Regions from separate parts of the Homo sapiens genome. Here region 1 is linked to region 2. Evidence: chromatin loops called from intact Hi-C (ENCODE). Cell type or tissue: right lobe of liver. All regions are shown on one strand. Links, peaks and the distances in the headings refer to the core of each region. The heading gives the core; the rest is flanking DNA. Region 1 has its middle 62 kb from the start of C9orf50. Region 2 has its middle 3.3 kb from the start of LINC02913.

Region 1 (2,901 bases), core at 300-2,799, 230 kb after region 2:
AAGGGTGACACCGCTTTGAAACTCCGCTTCCTGCCCCCCACCAGCCTCCAGCCTGAACAAACACGCCCTCTCCTCGCTGGGCCTTTGTTGGGAGAGGTGGGGCTGGCCCAGGGCTGCGGTGGCAGCTTCCGCCCCTGCCAGGGCAACCCCAGCCAGGCTGGGGTCAGGGCTTCCACCCTCACCCCCACCACCCATCCTCCAGGCCCAGAAGCCCGAAGCCCACCTCCCACTCCCCTCTCCCCTTGGTTTCTCGAGGGTTCCTACTTGAGTGGGGGCGCCAGTGCTAGGCCCACCCGGTCAGGATCCAGATTGGCCCCCCATGCTGGGGACCTGGCTGTCAGGGGGGTCGTAACACCTTCCAAAGAGACACCCTGTCCCCACATCCCCACCATGGTGGTCCCCGCCTCACCCCTGTCCGCTGGGGCTCAGTCTAGCTTTTTCCCTGTCTGTCTCCTTCTTACCCTGCACACCCTGAAAACTCATCTCCATCCAACTCTGCCTCACTCTCCTCTCCCACCCCACCATTCCCACGTGCATACCGGGGCCCCAGCACACAAGATCCCCAAGCCCAGGCTATCCCGTCCCAGTGCCAGGACAAGACCACCAGCCCGGGTCCTCGGAGCCTCCCTCTCCCCGACGCCCCCTGGGACCCTCCCCTTGGCTGCTCACTCCCCTGGGGACTGTCCTCTGGCCATCCTGCTCCAGCCTCCACTGCGGGGACCCTCAGTCCCCTCCTCAGCCACCAGGCCACAAACCCTGCAGGACAGCCAGGCGCAGCGGATGGGGTGGCCTGGCGGCCAGGCCACTGGAGGCAGTCCCCAGGGAGCCCCGGCGAAAGGGAAGCAAGGATAGAAGTCATCTCGATGGCAACAGCCCTGAGGAAAAGGGGGTGCCGCCAAAGGTGAGCCAGGCTGGAGTGGGCTGGGAGCCTGCCAAGGACCCTGACGGCACCAAACCAGTGGGATATGGGCCAGTTGCACGGACCCTGCGGGGCTCCTCGGGACGTCTCCCCTCCACCAGCTGTGCTGATTTCACCCACACTGCCCGGGGGTCTCCCCTGGGCTCCCTAGCACTCCTGTGCCATCCCTGCCATGCACAGACCACTTTGAGCTGTCCTTGTCTCCATTGCCCCGCCCCCCTCCCCTGCCCATCTGGACTCCAGGGCCCTGCTAATCGCCAGGCACAGGGTGAGGGAAGGAAGGAAGGGAGGGAGGGAGGGAGGGAGGGAGGGACAGAGGGAGGAATGCTCCACCAACTACTCAGGTGCAGGCTGCCCCGACCTTGCAGGTCACGCCCACCCTCCGGGGAGGAACTGGCCCCAGCCTGGTGCTGGTCATTAACTCAATGCCTGGACTCGCCTGGTTAATGAATAATTAAGCTGGACAGAGTCTGACCTCGGGATGACCTTGAGCTGCCCGCTGCAATGTCCTCCCCCAGTTGGATATGTGACCCATTCAGAGCGACCCTGCTCTTCTTCCTCCCTATTGGTAGGTTCTGAATCCTGGGGAAGGACCAGACAGGAGAAGTCCTGACCCCAACTCCCGAGGGCCCCGGCCAGCCCAGGAGGCCACCACTCCAGCACACAGGGCATGAGGGACTCCTTTCTCTCCACACTCCTTGCACGTGGGCTTCCAGCGCTGAGCGACGCTAGGTCCAGCTCTTCCCCTACCCACAGCCACCCCACCCCTGAGTTTCAGTTTCTCCATCAGTCACCCAAGGAGGATGGGCTCAGCATGACTGTGATTCCCTCCATGTGGCTGTGGAAATGGGTGAGCATGTGGCAGTTGGAGCCAGATGCCTTGGAGACCACTTTGTCATGCATAAAACAGAACTTCAGAGCCGTAACCAGCTAGAAAGAAGCCCACAGCAAGCTGGGGGGACTGGGAGGAGGATAGGGTCTGCTGACCCACAGTCCTGGCCTGTCTCCCCTTTATGCTAACCCTCCCTGTTGGGCTTTGTCCATTATTCAATTCAATTCATTCATTCATTCATTCAGCAGCTATGTTAGGCAGGCCTCTGCATGAGCGGCCAGGGTGAACCAGGCAGGGTCTTGCCCTTGGGGAGGCCCAATCCAAGGGACGGAACCATCCAGAGCACTCAGCGCAGGTTTGCAGAGGACAGAGGCCCCCTCCCCTACCTGAGAGGTCAGAGGGCACCTGCAGCAGGGCCTCTCCCATGCTGAGCCTCAAGGAAGGGAAGAGAAGAGGGAGGCAGGAGCTCCTGGAGGAGCAACCGCAAGAGCAAAGGACTTGCAGAGAGAATGTTCCATTGGGAAAATTCCTAGCAGTTCGGTTTGCTTGGCTGTCTTGAGACACAATGAGCCACAGATAAGAGTTTTAAAAAAAGACTATAAGGAGCAAAAGGTTTGAAGCCGGGGTTTGAACCTGGGGAGAGTCTTGGTCAGATCTATTAAGTAATTGCGGTTTTTGCAATTCCTTTTTTTTTTTTTTTTTTGAGACAGAGTCACTCTGTCGCCTAGGCTGGAGTGCAGTGGCGTGATCTCAGCTCACTGCAGCTGTCGTCTCCTGGGTTCAAGCGACTCTCCTGCCTCAGCCCTGCCCCCCCACCCCCCCAGGAGCTGGGATTACAGGCGTGTGCCACCATGCCCAGCTAATTTTTGTATTTTTAGTGGAGACCAGGTTTCACTATGTTGGCCAGGTGGGTCTCGAACTCCTGACCTCAAGTGATCCAACTGTCTTAGCCTCCCAAAGTGCTGCGATTACAGGCATGAGCCGCTGTGCCTGGCCTACAATTACTTTTAATTGCAAAAACCACAGTTACTTTTGCACCAACCTAATACACTCTGGAAAGACGGCCCTGGCTGCTGCTGCGTGGAAAATGGCTTGAATGGAGCAAAGCCGCAGCCCTGGGTAGCTATAAGGGATCACCCGGGCAGAGGGA
Region 2 (2,901 bases), core at 176-2,675:
TCCTGGGGCCAGGCCCAGCGCTCCCACCTCTCTGATAAGGATAAAAAGGAGGGAGCGGGAAGGGAGATATTCCAGAGGCAACTACCATGAGACCTCCCGGCAGAGAGGCTTGAAAACATCTTTTGTGTGTGGTACGCAAACCATTTCCCCTTTGGTGTCTCTTTGAAAGATTTTGGGAAGATTTAAACTTTTTTTCAATGATTTGGGGATGTCAGACTGGTGTTTTTTTGAGGGTGACACCGTGATGAGACTGGCCCCCAAGGCAGCCCCGTTTTACTCAGGTTATGGTAATAGAACTTCTGCAGCCTCAAAAGCAGCTTCCGCCGACTGAGCGCTCACCCCGGGGTCCGTGCTGGACTCAGCCTTGACTCGGATGCCCACCCTGAGCCCCACCCGAGAAAGGGATTATTTCATCCCTGCATTATTTCCTTAGAGCTGATGGCAGAATCTGCTCATCTCCAAATTCGCTGTCTCCCCGTTAGGAGTGAGCTTGGTGAGGGCTCCAATCTGGTCTCCCCCGTTCATTGCTGAGTCCCTGGCACCCAGCATCAGCCCCGCATGGAGCAGCTAGTCAATAAAGCTTTGCTGGACACATTTCAGATGAAGAGACTGAGGGTCAGAGAGGTCACATGGCTTGCTTGGAAGAAACATCAGATTTGTCTGGCTCAAGAGTCCACTTCTGGCTCCCCCCTCACACAGTTGCTTAAGAGACCCCCAGCCCAAGACAGCCTCAGAGCCTGGGTCTTCCCCCCCTCCGCCCATTCTCAGGCCCTTATACTAAAACCAGAGAGGCCTCTGAACTGCTGTCTGCCCCCCCAACCTTTTCCTTGCTTATCTGGGAATCACGCAAAAGTTGGCCAGAGTTAGCTCAGTCTCAGAGAAGCTGCATTCTTCTAGAGTCACTCGGTTTTGCGTGACCTGATTCAAATTTTCCATCTTTGTCACTTTGATTCCCACTCTGAGAAGTTTTCTCAGTACATATAACCTTACTATGTGATGACTGGCCTGGGTATTCATATGTGCACTTGTTACCTGTTGCTTATCTCCTGGGGGACCCCTGGTTCAGAGGGGTTTAAGCAGGTGTCCTGGTGAGACCGGGGTTATAATCAGAGACTCTCAGGGTTAGAGCTTGGCCCTGCCACTGAGTGGCCTTGGGAGTCTCATTTGACCTCTCTGAACCTTGGATTCCTCACTTGTGAAATGGGGACAGGTTGAGTTCCTGCATGGAAAGTGTCTTGCTTGATGTCTCGCCAAAAGACCAAAACTGCCGTCACTCACTGCCGGAGAGGCCCTGCACGTGGATATTAGAGTTTGCTGGGTTTTGTTTGTCCTGAGCGAATGTCCGTCCATGTACAGGCTGATGGATTTTGTAGGTGCAAGGTCCCTAACGCAATCAATCTCTCTCCTCAAAAGACCATGAGCATGCCTGGACTCAGAGAGCACCGTGTGTGGGGGGCTGGCGTGGGCACGTGTCCGCAGCTGGGACTGGCTTCTAGGGTTCTGGGCTCAGGCAGGAGGGCGGGGTCCCAGGAGGTCATCTCTCTCTCCTTACCCTGGAGCCTTTGGAATTTGGTTTCCAAATGTCCTGAATTCCTGTTCATTAATATGTGGCTCAGTACAGTGCTTGTCCCGGCAGCAGGAGCTTGGTTGGTGTTAGTCTGCTGGGGAATGGGATAAAGCAGAGAAATGTCAAGCTTTCCCTTAAAAACAAAAAACAAAAGCAAACCCTCACATCTCCCACCAATAACACACCATTGTTATCCCTGTACTTAAGACATGTTGTTGCCGGGCATGGTAGCTCACACTTGTAATCCCGACACTTTGGGAGGCTGAGGCGGGTGGGTCACCTGAGGTTGGGAGTTTGAGACCAGCCTGACCAACATGGAGAAACCTCGTCTCTACTAAAAATACAAAATTAGCCGGGCATGGTGGTGCATGCCTGTAATCCCAGCTGCTGGGGAGGCTGAGGCAGGAGAATGGCTGGAACCCGGGAGGTGGAGGTTGTGGTGAGCTGAGATCGCACCATTGCCCTCCAGCCTGGGCAACAAGAGCAAAACTCTGTAAGAAAAGAAAAGAAAGAAAGAAATGTTATTTTGGAAAAACATCTGCCTGAACTCCAGGCAGTACCAGCACCTTCCTTGTGTCCAGCGTTGCATGGGGAGTGCCAGACAGCAAGGCCCCACTTGTGGGCAGGTCTGTGCACTGTGACATGCCAGCCTCTTCACAGCCCAGGTCATCCTCACCTCCACCCCATGAGGTGCAACTAGATGAAACTGCCACTTCCCAGATAAGGAAGATGCACAGGGAGCTAAGAGGCCCGGCTGAAGGTCCCACAGTGAGAAAAGTCAGTAGCCCAGCTGTGGGCCTGAGCCCCAGGTGCTCCAGTGGGCAGGATGGAGTCCTGGTCTTCAGCAAGGCTCAGCTTGGTGGGGGAGACACATCCCCGACCCCAGACAGACTTTGAGTTCTGGCAGCTGGGCACTGGGGGAGCTTTCTGGGAACAAGCGTGAACCACACATGGTCCCTGCCCTGGAGTCGCTTACATCTCCCAGGAGAGGGGGATACATCCACAGACTGTGAACACATGGGCCTAAGAGGGGCCACCCAGGGCTGCAGAACTGATCCATCCCATACAAAATCACTGAAAAGACCCCCACAGACCTTGCTTAAAAATAGTCTTCTTGGCCAGGTGCAGTGGCTCACGCCTGTGATTCCAGCACTTTGAGAGGCTGAGGTGGGTGGATCACCTGAGGGCGGGAGTTCAAGACCAGCCTGGCCAACATGGGAAAACCCCGTCTCTACTAAAAATACAAAAAATTAGCCGGGTGTGGTGGCGGATGCCTGTAATCCCAGCTACTCGGGAGGCTGAGGCAGGAGAATCGCTTGAACCTAGGAGGCAGA

Evidence for each region. Hi-C counts contacts between places; a loop is a spot of excess contacts. Peaks named below come from ENCODE experiments on the same cell type or tissue, not always from the same donor. Only the 100,000 strongest peaks of a DNase experiment are listed, where the experiment ranks them.
Region 1: a loop joins it to region 2, with 2.3 times the contacts of the local background. A loop is called at or near these places in 6 of 110 quality-filtered maps.

The regions. Positions count from the first base shown.
Region 1 is chr9:129,557,603-129,560,503 of GRCh38, forward strand. No RefSeq gene overlaps it. Among named protein-coding and RNA genes, the nearest start is that of C9orf50, 62 kb to the right of the region's middle. RefSeq lists enhancers at 638-1,283, 1,296-1,440 and a cis regulatory region at 1,361-1,374. In right lobe of liver, for the core only: no CTCF peak of the experiment used is centred there; DNase peaks (open chromatin) are centred at 861 and 1,319; H3K27ac peaks cover 2,335 bases.
Region 2 is chr9:129,322,841-129,325,741 of GRCh38, forward strand. No RefSeq gene overlaps it. Among named protein-coding and RNA genes, the nearest start is that of LINC02913, 3.3 kb to the left of the region's middle. RefSeq lists an enhancer at 1,736-2,237. In right lobe of liver, for the core only: no CTCF peak of the experiment used is centred there; a DNase peak (open chromatin) is centred at 1,271; H3K27ac peaks cover 2,500 bases.